2 separate regions of the Homo sapiens genome follow, and region 2 is linked to region 1. Evidence: chromatin loops called from intact Hi-C (ENCODE). Cell type or tissue: dorsolateral prefrontal cortex. All regions are shown on one strand.

Region 1 (8,000 bases):
GAGACGTCTGTTGGACATTCGAGGGGAGACAGAACAGAGTCAGAGATGCATGTCTGGAGTTCAAGAGAGAAGGATCAAACCAGAGATGTGAATTATAGAGTCCTCGGCATATAGATGGTACTGAAAGCTAGAGATTAGACAAGGAAAGATAAAGAACAAAAGAAGTCTACAAATTGAGCCCTGAAACCAAAAACTGAGTGATGTCTCAGAGCTCATGGGAAGAACATGCTTCCAGAAGGAGGGAGAACCTCTGGAATGGGAGAAATATTTGCAAACCATACATATGACCAGGGGTTAGTAGCCAAAATATGTAAGGAACTCATACAACAAAAGTGAAAGAAAATGGGGCAAAGGACCCAAATGGACATTTCTCAAAAGAAGATACATAGGCTGGGCACGGTGGCTCATGCCTGTAATCCCAGCACTTTGGGAAGCCAAGGTAGGCAGATCACCTGAGGTCAGTAGTTCGAGACCAGCCTGGCCAACATGGTGAAACCCCGTCTCTACTAAAAATACAAAAATTAGCTGGCCATGGCGGCAGGCACCTGGCTGAGGCAGGAGAATCGCTTGAACCCAGGAGGTGGAGGTTGCAGTGAACCCATATCATGCCACTGCAGTCTAGCCTGGGTGACAGAGCAAGACTCCAACTCAAAAAAAAAGAAAAAAGAAGATATATAAATGGTCAACAGGTATCTAAGAAGGTGTTCAACATCGCTCAGCATCAGGGAAATGCAAATCAAAACCACAGTGAGATATCCCATCACACCTGCAAGGATGGCTGTTATCAAAAAGTCTAGAGATAAGTGGTGGTAAGCGTATGGGGAAAAGGGAACCTTTGCACGCTGTTGGTGGGAACGTATATCAGTACAGCCATTATGGATAACGGTATGGAAGTTCCGCAGAAAATTAAAAATAGAACTCCAATGATCCAGCAATCCCACTACTGGGTATTTATCCAAAGGAATTGAAATGAGGCTCTTGAAGAGCTATCTGCAGGCCCATGTTAATTTCAGCATCATTCACAGTAGCCAAGATGTGGAAATAGCCTGAGTGTCTGTGAATGGATGAATGAATGAAGAAAATGTGGTTTATACACAGTGGAATACCATCCAGCCTTGAAGGAAATCCTGCTGTTTGCAACAACACGGATGAACCTGCAGGATATTATGCCAAATGAAATGTACCAAGCACAGAAAGACAAATACTGCATGACCTCGCGTATATGTGGAATCTAAAATAATCAAACTCATAGGAACAGAGAGTAGAACAGCGGTTGCCAGAGGCTGAGGGAGTGAGGGAAATAGGGAGAAGGTCCCAGGATACAGCGTTTCGGTGAAGCAGGCTGAATACGATCTAGATCTAATGTACAACATGGTGATGATAGTTAATGATACCGTATTGTACACTTGAAATTTGCTCAGAAGGTTCTCACCACAAAAAGATGATGAACATGTTAATTAGCTTGATTGTGGTAATCATTTCATAATGCATGTGTATATCAGAACACCATGTTGTATACCTTAAACACATACAGTTTTTTGGGGTTTTTTTGTTTTTTGATTTTTTTGTTTGTTTGTTTTTTTCGAGACAGAGTCTCACTCTGTCACCCAGGCTGGAGTGCAGTGGTGTGATCTCCACTCACTGCAACCTCTGCCTCCTAGGTTCAAGGGATTGTCCTGTCTCAGCCTCCCGAGTAGCTGGGATTACAGGCACCCACCACCATGCCCGGCTATATATAGATCTTAGATTGTCAATTATACCTCAATAAAGCTGAAAAAAGAAATGAAAGGGCAGAGAATTGGGCATAGTAAATGGCAGGTTCGTGATTATAATGGTGCACTCCCATGCTTGCCCCTGTCCACATAAGGCATTTATTCATCCAGCAGATATTGATTGAGGACCATGGATGTGCCAGCCATGATTCTAGGTGTTTGGGTCCCAAGGGGGCCACATGGACCGAGATGCCTGCCCGCTGGAGCCTGCATTCTGGCAGACTCCTGGTTACCCATCAATGTGCCCCATGCAGCTCAGCAGTGTGCCCCATGGGAACCAGGATCTGGGCTCAGTCCCTTTATGTCCTTTGCACGCGTGTCAGTCCCTCTCACTGTGAATCATCAGCTAACAAAGGTCCGCAGAATGCAGCGCTCACAAACAAGATGCACCTGCCGGAGTGCCTGGTTTGTGAAGACAGCTGTCCCTGGGTTCTAGGCCCCGACCCACTCCTCACCCAAGAGCATGACTGCAGCCATTGGCCCTTCCTCTCCTCCACCTCCCCAGTGGATAGCTCCCACGGGCAGGGCAGAAAAGCATTCTGAGATATGTTTCCTCTTTTTATGCCTTTTCCTGACCTCACTTTTTTTTTTTTTTAACGGACTCTCGCTCCGTTGCCCAGGCTGGAGTGCAGTGGTGCTATCTCAGCTCACTGCAGCCTCCACCTCTCGGGTTCAAGTGATTCTCCTGCCTCAGCCTCCTGAGTAGCTGGGATTACAGGCATCCGCCACCATGCCCGGCTAATTTTTGTATTTTTAGTAGAGATAGAGTTTCGCCATGTTGGCCAGGCTGGTCTCAAACTCCTGACCTCAGGTGATCCACCTGCCTCAGCCTTCCAAAGTGCTGGGATTACAGGTGTGAGCCACCGCACCTGGCCTGACCTCACATTTTCTTCCAGTTGTCACCCATTTCTTTGGCCCCTTTACAGCAGAATTCCTCAAAAGAATCTTCTGTACTCACTCCCTCCGATTCCTCTGCTCTCTTTCTCCCTTGAACTCGCTCCAAATAGGTTCTCATCCCCGCCACCCCACCGAAGCTCTTCCTGCCAAAGTTGTTAATAATTCCCATGTTGCTCATATCGAGTCAAACCACAGGCTTATCCTGCCTGACTCAGCAGCTGTGTTTGACACATGGATCTCTCCTTCCTCTCAAAATGCTTGCTTTCCTCAGCTTCCCTCGCTAGCTCTTCCTCCCCACCAACCACTGAATGCTGGAGGCCCCCAGGGATCAATCCACAGCCCTCTTCTCTACCTAAGAGAATCCATTCATTCTCCCAGTGTGCACTCACGGAAGACCACCTGTGTGCTAATAATGGCAAACTTTTAGCATCAGCCATGACCTTTCCAAATCCAACAGGAACTTTGTTAACTGTTGTACCCCCATTAGTATGAATGCATGAGTGAATGAATGATTTCATACATGACTGCCTCTGCTTTCATTCATCTATCCATATGAGAAGAATCTGCTTTTCGTTATTTTTATGTTATTTTAGAGATGGAGTCTTGTTCTGTTGCCCAGGCTGGAGTGCAGTGGTGTGATCTCAGCTCACTGCAACCTTCACCTCCCGGGTTCCAGCCATCCTCCTGCCTCAGCCTCCCAAGTAGCTGGAACTGCAGGTGCACACCACCACTCCTGGCTAATTTTTGTGTTTTTAGTAGAGACAGGGGTCTTGCCATGTTGCCCAGGCTGGTCTTGAACTCATGGGCACAGGCGATTCCCCTCTCTCAGCTTCCCAAGTGCTAGGATTACAGGTGTGAGCCGCTGCACCCGGCCCTCTCCCCCTTTCTAAAAAAGAAATCACTACAAAAGAAATCCCCATCTCTACGAAAGAAATAGCCAGGTGTGGTAGCACTCATGTAGTCAGAGCTACCTGGGGGGCTGAGGCGGGAGGATTGCTTGAACCTGGAGGTCAAGGTTACAGTGAGCCAAGATCATGCCACTGCACCCCAGTCTGCGTGACAAAATGAGACCCTGTCTTGAAATAAAATAAAATAAAATAAAATGGGAGAGAGGGCCGGGCACAGTGGCTCACACCTGTAATCTCAGCACTTTGGGAAGCCAAGGTGGTTGGATCGCTTGAGCCCAGGAGTTCAAGACCAGCCTGGGAAACATGGCAAGACCCCGTCTCTACAAAAAATTAAAAACTTAGCTGGGTGTGGTGGTGCACACCTGTAGTCCTGGCCACTCAGGAGGCTGAGGTGGGAGGATGGCTTGAGCCCAGGTGGTTGAGGCTGCAGTGAGCTGTGATCGTGCCACTGCACTCCAGCCTGGGCAACAGAGTGAGGCCTGTCTCAAATAAAAAAATAATAATAAAGGGGGAGAGGGATTGGAGAAAAGCAAGGATTTCATGGTAACAAGATGTCCTAACTGCCACCCATACATGCCAGTGGGGACACTTTTATTAGCTCTTTCTCACTTTATGGGCTTCCTCCAGGGAAATGAGAAATTGAAAAGCCGGTGACATGCAGAAACCTCATTGGCCAGCAGGGGGCGCCAAATGACCTCCAATTTTGCACGTGGCTGGGCCCAGCTGGCCGCTATCTGGATGGCCTCAGTCCTGGAACTAGCAGAAGTGTTAACCTGTGCTACAGAGGAAATGATTGAAAACAATGGCTGGGCTTGGTGGTTCGCGCCTGTAACCCCAGCACTTTGGGAGGCCGAGGCGGGCGGATCACAAGGTCAGGAGATCTAGACCATCCTGGCTAACACGGTGAAATCCCGTCTCTACTAAAAATCCAAAAATTAGCCGGGCGTGGTGGCGGGTGCCTGTGTCCCAGCTACTCGGGAGGCTGAGGCAGGAGAATGGCGTGAACCCGTGAGGCGGAGCAAGATCGCACCACAGCACTCCAGCCTGTGTGACAGTGCGAGACTCCATCTCAAAAAACAGAAAGGAAGAGAAAACACCAGGGAGCATCTGTTGTGTTCCTGGCCTAAAGCCTTCTGCAGCCACGGGGTTCCTTAGGAAACTGGCCAAGTACCTGGGTGAAACCCTTAGAACCTGCACCCCTCACACGGACCCCAGGAAGTACGTGTCCTTAACCTCACTGAATGTACGACAAAACTGCAGCTCTGGGAAGTCAGCTGGCCAGGTCCCGCTGCTGTATGCGGTGCAGCTGGGATTCAGCCTCCCGCTGCCCGCCGTCTTGGCCGAGGCCTTCCTCTGCAGCGGGCCTTGTTCCTGTTAACCAGCAGCTGCTGGTGCAGCGGGCCCGGGGTGGCCCTGAGACTCTGCATCCCTCACCAGCTCCCAGGTGACATGAGGCCACCAGCACTTGCACCACACTCTGTCTGGATAGACTCCACACTGCCTTATCTCCCCAGCTCAGCCTCCCGTAGGACGGATTTGCTTTATTCCTCCAGGAACTGTACTAAGTGCTGATGTGCCAGCGCTATGGTAAATCCTCCAGGCATGGCGGGAAACACAGACACTTGGGGGCCATGCCCTGGAGTTTACTGTCTGGCAGAGACCAGGGTCTTGGCTGTGAAAAGGAAGGTTCCAGAAAGGTTTCTAAAACAGTTCTTAAATTCTTTTTTTTTTTTTTTGAGATGGAGTCTTGCTCTGTCACCCAGGCTGGAGTACAGTGGCGTGATCTCAGCTCACTGCAACCTCCACCTCCCAGGTTCAAGTGATTTTCCTGCCTCAGCCTCCAGAGTAGCTGGGACTACAGGCACTTGCCACCATGCCCGGCTGATTTTTTTGTATTTCCAGTAGAAACGGGGATTCACCATGTTGGCCAGGCTAGTCTTGAACTCCTGGCCTCAAGTGATCCACCCACCTCTGCCTCCCAAAGTGCTGGGATTACAGGTGTGAGCCACCGCACCCGGCCTCTTAAAGACTTCTCCGCTGTTTCCCAGGTGACTCACAGCAATGAAGGTGTCTCTGAGACTACAGGTCAGCAGGGACAGGAGGGACTCTCATTGCCCCTGTCCCCCTCACTCCCACATCCTTCTGTTCCCACAGATTTATTTCTGGGAAGCCCAGCGGGGGAACCTCACAGAGCGAGTGAAGACGCTTTTCCTGGCTGAGAACAGCGTGAAGCTCAAGAACTTGACTGGCTACACGGCCTACATGGTCAGCGTGGCCGCCTTCAACGCCGCTGGGGATGGGCCTCGGAGCACCCCCACCCAAGGCCAGACCCAGCAAGCAGGTGGGAGAGGGGGCCCTGAGGAGGGGAGGGGTAGGTCGGCCACGGGGGGTTGCAAGAGGACCTACCTGGCATCCGGGCTCTTGGCAGGCATGGGGGCAGCTGCCTTATCCGCCTGAGGATCTGGTCGTGGTACCCAGGTCCCCAGAGACACCCTCCCAAGTGGGAGAGCCCATTCTCAGAAAAGAGAAGCTGTCCCCATAAAGCCTTGAGAAACCCCCACACCTCATCCCTGTCCTCCCCACCGTTTGCCCCGCCTTGCAGACGGACAGTCAGCACCCCCAGCCCCTCCCAGCCAGCCTACTTCTGCTCCCTGCCTTCTTCCCACCTGCCTTCCCTCTGTCTCTCTGGCTTTGTTCATTCCACAAATACTGAGTGTCTTATGAGCCCGTGCCATGCTAGATGCTAGGGACACAACAGTGAGACCAGCAAGGTCCCCACCCTAGTGCGGGGGACAGATCATAAGCAAGTTGATGAAGTAAATGCAGACGGGGGTCAGCACAGGTGACCTAAGAGTGAGGCAGGAGTGGGTGGATGGCTCTGGATAGGCTCACCCACAAAGCCCTCCCTGAGGAGGTGAGATTTGAATGAGAAGAGGCCGGCAGGGGCCAGGCATGGTGGCTCACGCCTGTAATCCCAGCACTTTGGGAAGCCAAGGCAGGTGGATCACCTGAGGTCAGGAGTTTAAGACCAGCCTGGCCAACATGGTGACACCCTGTCTCTACTAAAAATATAAAAAATTATCCAGGCATGGTGGTACGTGCCTGTAATCCCAGCTACTTGGGAGGCTGAGGCAGGAGAATCACTTGAACCCGGGAGGTGGAGGTTGCAGTGAGCCGAGATTGTGCTACTGCTGCACTCTAGCCTGGGTGACAGAGTAAGACTCTGTCCCAAAAAAAAAAAAGACAAGAGGCCAGCCATGAGATGCTCTCAGGAGGTGGCAGAGGGTGCTGGGGGCTCCAGGCAGAGGGAACCGCAGGTGCTAAGGCCTAGGGGCTGGAGAGGAACCCGGGAACGCAGAGAAAGCCAGGTGGCTTGCAGGAAAATGGGGCGAGAGCTCAGGCTGGGGGATTGGGATTGGGATTAATTATAAGTACAATGGACCACACATGGTATCTCACACCTGTAATCCCAGCACTTTGGGAGGCCGAGGTGGGTGGATCATTTGAGGTCAGGAGTTCAAGACCAGCCTGGCCAACATGATGAAACCCTATCTGTACTTAAAAAACTACAAAAATTAGCTGGGCATGGTGGTGCACCCTTCTCCAATCCCAGCTACTCAGGAGGCTGAGGCAGGAGAATCGCTTGAACCTGGGAGGTGGAGGTTGCAGTGAGCTGAGATTGTACCACTGCACTCCAGCCTGGGTGACAGAGCAATAATCTGTCTTAAAAAATAAAAAAATTTAAAAAGTATGCTGGGAAGCCATGGGAGGGCTTGAGCAGTTGAGCAACAGGGTCTGGTTTACATTTAGAGAAAAGTGCTCCGGCTGCTGTGCAGAAGATGGCCTGGTGGAGGGGAGAGAGTAGAGGCAGGGAGGGGAGATCGGGAGGCTGAAGGGTGGCGGGTGCAGAGGAGAGGGCGCTGGTGAGAATCCTGCTGCCTGTGTGCAGAGCGAGCCTGGTAGTCAGGCACTGTCACACTTAACCCTCCCAGAAGCCCCGTGGACAGGCAGGGCAGGCAGCACCCTCATCTCACGATGAGCCGGGGTCACCCAGGAAGTTATACTACTTGTCCAGGGTTGCCCAGCTGGTCACTGGGGCAGCAGAGGCTGGAACCCAGGATTTCTGAGAGAACCAAGTGTTCTGTCCTCGTGGACTGGAATACTGGCCTTTTGCCCCGGCCTCCCTTGAGCATCTTGTTCAACCTGCTGCTTCCTATGCTGTCAGTGACATGTGGCTTTTAAAGAGCTGCAGAGGGCACACCTGTGGCATCAGTTCCTCATTATGACCCTCTCTGGGGACAAGCCCTGGCTCCAGGGAACCCTTTCCCTCCACTACCCCCAGGGTCTGACGGTGGCCAGAATGAGCGTGAGCTGCTGAATATACAAGTCTGTCCGTCCGCCTCCTGTCCCGGCCACTCTTTTG
Region 2 (8,000 bases), 810 kb after region 1:
TTACGGGAAGAACCGGCAGGAGGCGCCGGGAAACTAAAGGGCTCCAGCTCTCTGAGTGGTGGCTTTGCCATTGTGGCTGTGCGAGCTCAGCCTCCTGGAAACCCGCCCTGAGCTTGGTTAACAGCATTCACTCCAGGTTTAGCCCAGCTCCAGGTTATCGCAGGCAGGACTCCCGAGAACAGGTTCATGTTTGCTTTTTGGGAGGTGCTGCGCTAAAGTGGAAAACCACCCTGGGCCGAGTGGGACCTCCCCAGCTGGGCGGCTGTTAACCAGCCAGGATGTCTGACCCTGAGAAGTCACCGTGCACTCTTGGGACTCATTTTTCTCATCAGCAGGATGGGGTGATGGAGCTGGCCTTACTGGGTGCTGGGGATGATATAAAGAGGTGGCGTGTGCATGTCTGTGTGTCTGTGTGTGGGCGAACATGTTTGGTAAGTGATAGGCTCTGCACACGTGCACGGCACCATCATGGTTCCCTCCCTGCAGCACTTGGCACGCAGTGGGGGCTCAGAGCACAGGCCGACTGATGGCCTGGGGTTGCAGCCCTGCTCCGTGTGTCCCTGGGCACTTGCTTACTGACCACCCCACAGGTGAACACGGGCAGGTGGGTGTTTGGAGGTGTGAGGCTGAGGAGGGTCTGGATCTTGCAGCTCTTGCAGCCTGGATAGTTATGGGGTCTGGAGGGGGCTTTTATTGCGCCTGGTGCTTCCTGCTCAGGGCCAAGTCTGGGGCTGCCTGACTCTTGGGCTCTGGTGCCCTCTAGTGTTCAGGTTATATTATTGCAGGTGCAGGCCATGTACACATTTACCAGCAGCCTAACTGGGTCTCCCTTCTCTCACCCCAATCCGACATGGATGGAAATAGCTTTAGAAAACTCACATGTCTTTGGCAGACTATTGAACATACCTGGTCTATCGCCAAAAGGACTTAAGGCATTTAATTTAAAATGTTATTTTCATAAGTAAAGGAAATAAAGGCTGGGCGCGGTGGCTCATGGCTGTAATTCCAACACGTTGGGAGGCCCAGGTAGGAGGATCCCCTGAGCCCACAAGTTTGAGACCAGCCTGGGCAGCATAGTGAGGCCCTATCTTTTCAAAAAACAAATTAGCCGGCTTGATGGTCCCGGCTACTTCAGAGACTGAGCTGGGAGTTTGAAGCTACAGTGAGCTGCGATCACGCCACTGCACTCCGGCCTGGGTGACAGAACAAGACCCTGTATCTAAAAAAATAAAAATAAATAAAGGAAGGAAAAATAAGATAAAAGCCACGGGGAAAGCTGGGATAAAATATTCTGCTCTAATCCCTATATAATTGCTAGGGGTGGCAGGGCTATGGTCCGGTGTAGGCTAGTACTTTCTGGGTCAGCTCTATCAATTCTTATTAGGTGAAGTTATCCACGGGCTGCCACTGTGCAGAGAGATGCGTGGGCTCCCCAGGAATGCTCTGTGGTGGACGCATCCTCTTCCCACAGGAAATTCTGAGCTTCAAGGATCTTCTAGGTTCTTTCCCCGCCACTTTCTACTAAGGAGGCCTGTGACATAAATACAAAAGTGCAGGTCTGGGCTGGGTGCGCTGGCTCACGCCTGTAATCCCAGCACTTTGGGAGGCTGAGGTGGGAGGATCACCTGAGGTCAGGAGTTCGAGACCAGCCTGGCCAACATGGTGAAACCCTGTCTCTACTAAAAATACAAAAAATTAGCTGGGCGTGGCGACAGGCTCTGTAATCCCAGCTACTCGGGAGGCTGAGGGAGGAGAATCCCTTGGACCCGGGAGGTGGAGGTTGCAGTGAGCCGAGAGATCATGTCATTGCACTCCAGCCTGGGCAACGAGAGTGAAACTCTGTCTCAGAAAAACAAAAAACGAAAAACAGCAGGTCTGTAAAGGTCACTCTGAGGAAGGCCAGAACAGTGCAGTGGCTGCTGGGTTTGATGAACCGTACTCCTCAGAGCATCTAGGCCCGTGGTTTTTCAGCTGGAGCTCATCTGAGCCCCTGTGGGGGGCTGTTTAGGACACAGATGGCTGGTCCCACCCGCAATGTTCCTGATTCAGTTGCTCTGGTGCAGGGCCTGAGAACCTGCATTTCTTGTAAGCTCCCTGTTGATGCAGATGCTGCTGGTCAGGGGACCCTTGCTCTAGACTCCTGGGACTCCTGCTCTAGGACCCCTGCTTTCTGGAGCCCTGGTCTAGAAAGAACGGATTGAACCCTGGTTTTTCTCTCTCCCTCCATGAAGTGCGTGTTGGCAGTGGAGCTTTTGGTGACGATGAGCTGGCACAATGTGGGGAGTTCTGCTCTGCCAGCCCCCTGGAAGGCAGCTCTTCTGTACAGGTCGTAAAGGCTGGCACCTTCTAGGGAAAATCCGGGGACTCATGGGTGCCACCCTTTCCTGGGAGGCTCCATCACCCTCCTATGCTACAACATGACTGTTTCCAGAAAACACTTGAGTCTGTCTCATATAAACACTTGAGGGCCTACAGGAATAGCATGCTCTGCTGGAGTGTGCAAGTCCTCTGTCATTATAGGGCTGTCACATTTTAGCCTAGAGAAGGTTTTTAAGGCAGTAGATCCTGAACATTCACTTTGACCATTGGAAAAACCAAACTCTCAGGAACGGAGAGAGAAAACATTGCAGCTTTGCCCACATGACTTTCCTAGCGGATCCTTTGAGGTCTGGGTGCCCTCAAGTCCTCCCTAGGTAACAAGATGGCCCACTATGGTGGATTCTTGGAAACCAGTTAGAGGTGGAGAGCATCTCCCATGAATCGAGTCTGTAGTTTGGAGGAATCTCTAGTCTTTTCTTTCGTAGCCTGAGTAGATAGCAGGGCACCTGTTCATTAGGACCTCTTCTAGGCTTGTCATGGTAAGCCCGTGTTGTCTTCATATACAAGAATTGTATTCTGTTGAATACAGAGGACTGGGGGCAGGGTAAATACACTCCCTCAAGGGGTAGAAACAACAGCAAAAAGTGCCAGACATTGATGAGGCTCTGATTCAAGTGACTTTCAGCTATACATTTAAAAATCCAGTGGGCTTAGCCCTGCTCCTGTCTCTAGGCCCTAGGTGGGGAAAGTGAGGACCACAGCTAAGCCACCTGCCCAAGGTCACATAAATGGTAAGTAACAGAGCTGGGATTCAAACCCAGGTAGTAGGGATTACAGGCTGGAGCATCTGAGGTTTAAAAGGTGGGAGACCAGGACCCAGGTCTGTTACCCACACTGGAAATTGTTAGCATGCTTGTCAAGGCCTGTAGCCCCTGACTCCCCTAGGTGAATGTCAGGATCCCTCCCAGGAGTATGTGTGTGAGAGAGTGTATGTGAGTGTGTCTGAGTGTATGTGTGAGTGTGCATATCTGGTGTGTGTGTGTCTGTATGTCTGTGTATGAGTGTGTGGGTGTGTATCTTGGTGTATGAGTGTGTGTGCCTGGGTGTGTATATGAGTGTGAGTGTGCATAAGTGTGTGGGTGTGTGTATGATTGTGTATATCTGGGTTTCTGCCTGTGTGTGTATGAGTGTGTGTGTGCGCGTCTGAGTCTTGTGCGTCTCTGTGTGTCTGGGTGTATGAGTGTGTATATGTTGTGTGTGTCTGCGTTATGTGTGTCTGTGTTGTGTGCGTGTTTGGGCGTGTGTCTGAGTGTGTGTTGTGTGTCTCTGGGGAGGGGTGTGTGTGTGTGAGAATGTGTGTGGTGTGTGTGTGTCTGGGTGTGTGTGGTATGTGTGGGTGTGTGTGTGAGTGGGTGTGTGAGTGTGTGTGTGTTGTGTGCGTGCCTGGGGGTGTGGTCCTATGTAAAGAGCTCTGCCGGTTTCTGCCAAAGGCCGGCGAAGGCACAATCTGCATTGTTCCTAACAGATAGACCTCCAGAGTTATAACGGTGCTTGAGGGAAGTGGCTCGCTTCTGTCCTCACAAAAATCGTGGCCAGGGCAAAGGCATTAACTCCTTATAACCAGCTGTGCCCAGCAGGGAAGTCAGGCGAAGAGCAGCACCTGAGCTCAGGCAGCTCCTCTGGGCCCGCGGGCATCTCTCCTGGATATTGCTGGGGTCTGTCGCCACCTCGTGGTTATTCCGTGTATCGGCTTTCAAATGAAGCTCTCACTCCAGCATCTGGGACCATGGACCCATGGACAGAGACCCCTCCCGGAGGGTCTTGTGTCTTGCAGGGCACTGGGGCCTGATAGAAAGAGGTGGTCGCTCTCTACGGTTCCAGTCTCGGAGGGGCACAGTGGGGCGTGTGGGAAAGAACATGGGCTTTGGAGCCAGCGCCGGATCAGGTGCACACATGAATGTGACTGTCAAGCGACTGAAGCGCTCTCATTGCTGGTTTTCCATTCACGGGGAGGCTCCTGTTCATGGCGTTTTGTGAATTAGCGACAGTAAAGCACCTGGCACCGGGTAGCTGCTCTAATTCTAAAAATTAGGGGCAGGACGCAGCTGCCTATCGCCCGTAAACTGTATACAGCTTTGTGACATCATCCCATTGTATGACACAGGTTGCGTTATTGAAGATTTCCACACATTATCCACTTTCTGGAATACTTTTGGATTTACGGAAAAGTTTACAGAAAATACATTTACAGAAAATGAGTTCCTGGGCTGGGCGCGGTGGCTCACGCCTGTAATCCCAGCACTTTGGGAGGCCGAGGTGGGTGGATCACGAGGTCAGGAGTTCGAGACCAGCCTGGCCAACATGGTGAAACCCCTGTCTCTACTAAAAATACAAAAATTAGCTGGGCGTGGTGGTGGATGCCTGTAATCCCGGCTACTCAGGAGGCTGAGGCAGAGAATTGCTTGAACCCGGGAGGCAGAGGTTGCAGTGAGCCGAGATCGTGCCACTGCACTCCAGCCTGGGCGACAGAGCAAGACTCCGTCTCAAAATAATAATAATAATAATAGGAGTTCTGATATATCTCTCACCCAGTTTCTCTTGGTATTAACATCTTCATACTATGTTATATGCATACAACAAGCATGTCAACATCATCATAGTGCGTTTATCAATGCTAAGAAATTAACATTGGAAGCATGCTATTAACCATAGAGTTGGTCTCTGTTGATTAGTTTTTCCACTAATATCCTTTTCCTGTTCAAGGATCCAGTCTGGATTCCACATTGTATTTAGTCTTTTCTGCTCTGTGATGTTTCCCTCAGTCTTTTCTTGTTTTTAGTGACGTTGACAATTTTAGAGAATGCTAGTCATGTATTTTGAAGGATGTTCTTCCATTTGGTTTTGTCTGACGTTTTCTCATAATAAACTGGGGTTTCAGGGAGAATACAGCAGTGAAGTGTTCTCATTGCATCAAATCAGTGGGTACGTGACGTCAACAGCGTTCATCACTGGTGATCTTGACCTTGATCACTGGTCTAAGGTGGTGTCCGCCAGTTTTCTTCACTGTGCATTTGCTGTTTTTCCCTTTCTGTACCCTTCATTAGAAGAGAGTCACCAAGTCCAGCCCCTTTATATCAATAGGAGGGGACATAAGCTCAATTTCCTGGAGGGGGAAGTGTCCAAATACACTATTTGGAGTTCTTCTATCAGGACATTTTGTCCCATCTCCCTCGTTTATTTATTTATTCATTCACTCACTCATTTATATCAGTATGGGCTCATGGATACCTATGAAAGTGCATTTTCCTTGTCTTGGTCCTGGAACAATTTTTTTCATGCTTGGAAAGATATTTCCTAGTTTGAGTTTGAGGTGTTGAGTGAATAGTCCTTTGTCATTTCTTTTGGCTCTGCGTTTTTGGAGCCTGTAACAATGAGTATGTTGAATTGCTCGCCTGGTTTTGGGCTAACTGGGGGTCTTGGGTATGGTGAGAACTAGGTTTTGTGGTGAGGCTGCATCAGGGCTGTGTCTGTGGTCGGCCACGGTGATACCTGTGAGCACTTGTCACTGTCTCCTTTGCGAGAAGCAGCTGGGCTTGGCCTCCAACCTGGCGTGGAAATCCTGGTGCTGCCACCCTCAGTGTTCCTTTGGGTGAATCAGTGCCCCGCCCCCAGCTTCATCATCTGTAAAGTATTGATTCTCACCTTGACAAGGTGGAGGTCATGCGTGTATTCTCCCAGGCAGAGGTCTTTATCAGTACTTAGCCGTCAGAATGATCTGTAAGGTGAGTACAGCCACTGATATCTTCAACTGCTCAGTACCATCTCCAAGGTCATGGCCAGGGCATGGTGGGTTTGGATCTGGACCATCTGGATCTCACACGGTTCAGCCCAAATGATTTCTGTGGTGTCTGTAATCGTGGTGTCTTGTGAGGACTGATGACCCCAGACGTGCAGGGCCACCCTTATCCCTTCCCCTCCCCTTCTCCTGTCTTCTCAGCACCCCCAGGGTTACATGGCGGTCAGGCTGAGAGGCAGGGGTGACAGGATGGGGTGGGAGAGCTCCAGAAGGGTCGGAGACCTCACTCTGGTAACTGTCATTCTCTAGGGTCTGGGAATTGGTCTTGGAGGTGCTGACTCATCAGAATTGGAGATGCCCAGGCTCTCTGATGACAGATGGCTCTGGAGGAGCACAGGAGGGGTGCACCCATCAGATGTTGATGTCTCTTTCCAGCCGCCCTTCTTCAAGGGGGTACTGCCAGGAGCCTCTGGCTGAGGCACCTGCGTCCTGGTTTCAAGGCATCCAGGGGGTCACTTGATGATCTGGGCTGTTGCCTGCTGAGCGTGGGATTCGAGATTAGAGGAGGTGGCTCTAGTCTCTGAGTGTCAGCGTCTTCCTCCTGGATGGAGCTGACTGCACACTGCCCTGGTTTGCTCTTGGAATCTGGGGCGAGTGTGAGGGTGTGTGTGTGTGCATGTGTGCCCAGGTGTTTGAGCATGTGGATGGGTGCACGTGTGGGGTATGTGCATGGGGTGTGTGCAGGTGTGTGTGTGCATGTGTGCCCAGGTGTTTGAGCATGTAGATGGGTGCACGTGTGGGGTATGTGCATGGGGTGTGTGCACGTGTGTGTGTGCGCCCAGGTGTATGAGCGTGTGGATGGGTGCACGTATAGAATGTGTAAATGAAATGTGTGCATATGTGTGTGTGTATGTGTGCCCAGGTGTATGTGTGGATGGGTGTGTGTGGGATGTGTGCATGGGTGTGTGTGTGTGTGCATGTGTGACCAGGTATATGAGTGGATGGGTGTGTGTGGGGTGTGTGCATGGGGTGTGTGCACGTGTGTGTGTGTGTGTGCCCAGGTGTATGAGTGGATAGGTACACGTGTGGGATGTGTGCACATGTGTGAATGTGTGCCCAGGTGTATGAATGTGTTGATGGGTGTATGGGAATGTGTACATGAAATGTGTGCGTATGTGTGTGCATGTGTGCCCAGGTGTATGACTGTGTGGATAAATGTGTGGGATGTGTCCATGGGGTGTATGCGCGCGTGTGTGTGCGTGTGTGCCCAGGTATGAGTGTGTGGATGGGTGCACGTGTGGGGCGTGTGCACATGTGTGAGTGTGTGTGCCCAGGTGGATGAGTGTGTGGATAGGTGCATGTGTGGGATAGGTGCATGTGTGGGATAGGTGCATGTGTGGGATGTGTGCATGGAGTGTCTGCACGTGTGAGTGTGTGTGTGCCCAGGTGGATGAGTGTGTGGATGGGTGTGTGGGGGGTGTGCATGGGGTGCGTGCACATGTGTGAGCGTATGTGTGCCCAGGTGTATGAGTGTGTGGATAGGTGCATGTGTGGGATGTGTGCATGGAGTGTCTGCACATGTGTGAGTGTGTGTGCGCCCACGTGGATGAGTGTGTGGATGGGTGTGTGTGGGCTGTGCATGGGGTGTGTGCACATGTGTAACTAGATGTATGAGTGTGTACATGTGCACATGTGTGCGTGCATGTATCCACATTTGTGAGTTGTGTGCACAGAGGCTACTGCCTCCACAGGTGTCTTTTTCACATGCGTCAGCGTGACCTGCCAAGACTCACAGTTCCACGCGTCTGGGGGCGGGACTTTCTGTCTTTATCTGCTGGTTTAATGAGTTTGACTCCTTATAAGAAACACATTTTCTTATTTTTTT

The links. A loop is a pair of places that touch in the nucleus more often than their neighbours do. Peaks named below come from ENCODE experiments on the same cell type or tissue, not always from the same donor. Only the 100,000 strongest peaks of a DNase experiment are listed, where the experiment ranks them.
Region 2: it touches region 1 in a loop (6-fold over the local background); 18 of 110 quality-filtered maps call a loop at or near these places.

Annotation. Positions count from the first base shown.
Region 1 is chr17:73,366,325-73,374,324 of GRCh38, reverse strand. SDK2 (sidekick cell adhesion molecule 2) reads left to right here. Exons shown (of 45, transcript NM_001144952.2): 37 at 5,732-5,918. Among named protein-coding and RNA genes, the nearest start is that of CDC42EP4, 58 kb to the right of the region's middle. In dorsolateral prefrontal cortex, CTCF peaks have their summits at 4,036 and 4,240 (motif pointing right); DNase peaks (open chromatin) are centred at 4,284, 4,880 and 7,723; H3K4me3 peaks cover 347 bases; H3K27ac peaks cover 2,199 bases.
Region 2 is chr17:72,553,162-72,561,161 of GRCh38, reverse strand. All of the region lies in intron 1 of LINC00673 (long intergenic non-protein coding RNA 673), which reads left to right. Among named protein-coding and RNA genes, the nearest start is that of LINC00673, 36 kb to the left of the region's middle. RefSeq lists an enhancer at 3,883-4,383. In dorsolateral prefrontal cortex, CTCF peaks have their summits at 759 (motif pointing left) and 4,050 (motif pointing left); DNase peaks (open chromatin) are centred at 21, 731 and 4,021; H3K4me3 peaks cover 646 bases; H3K27me3 peaks cover 1,951 bases.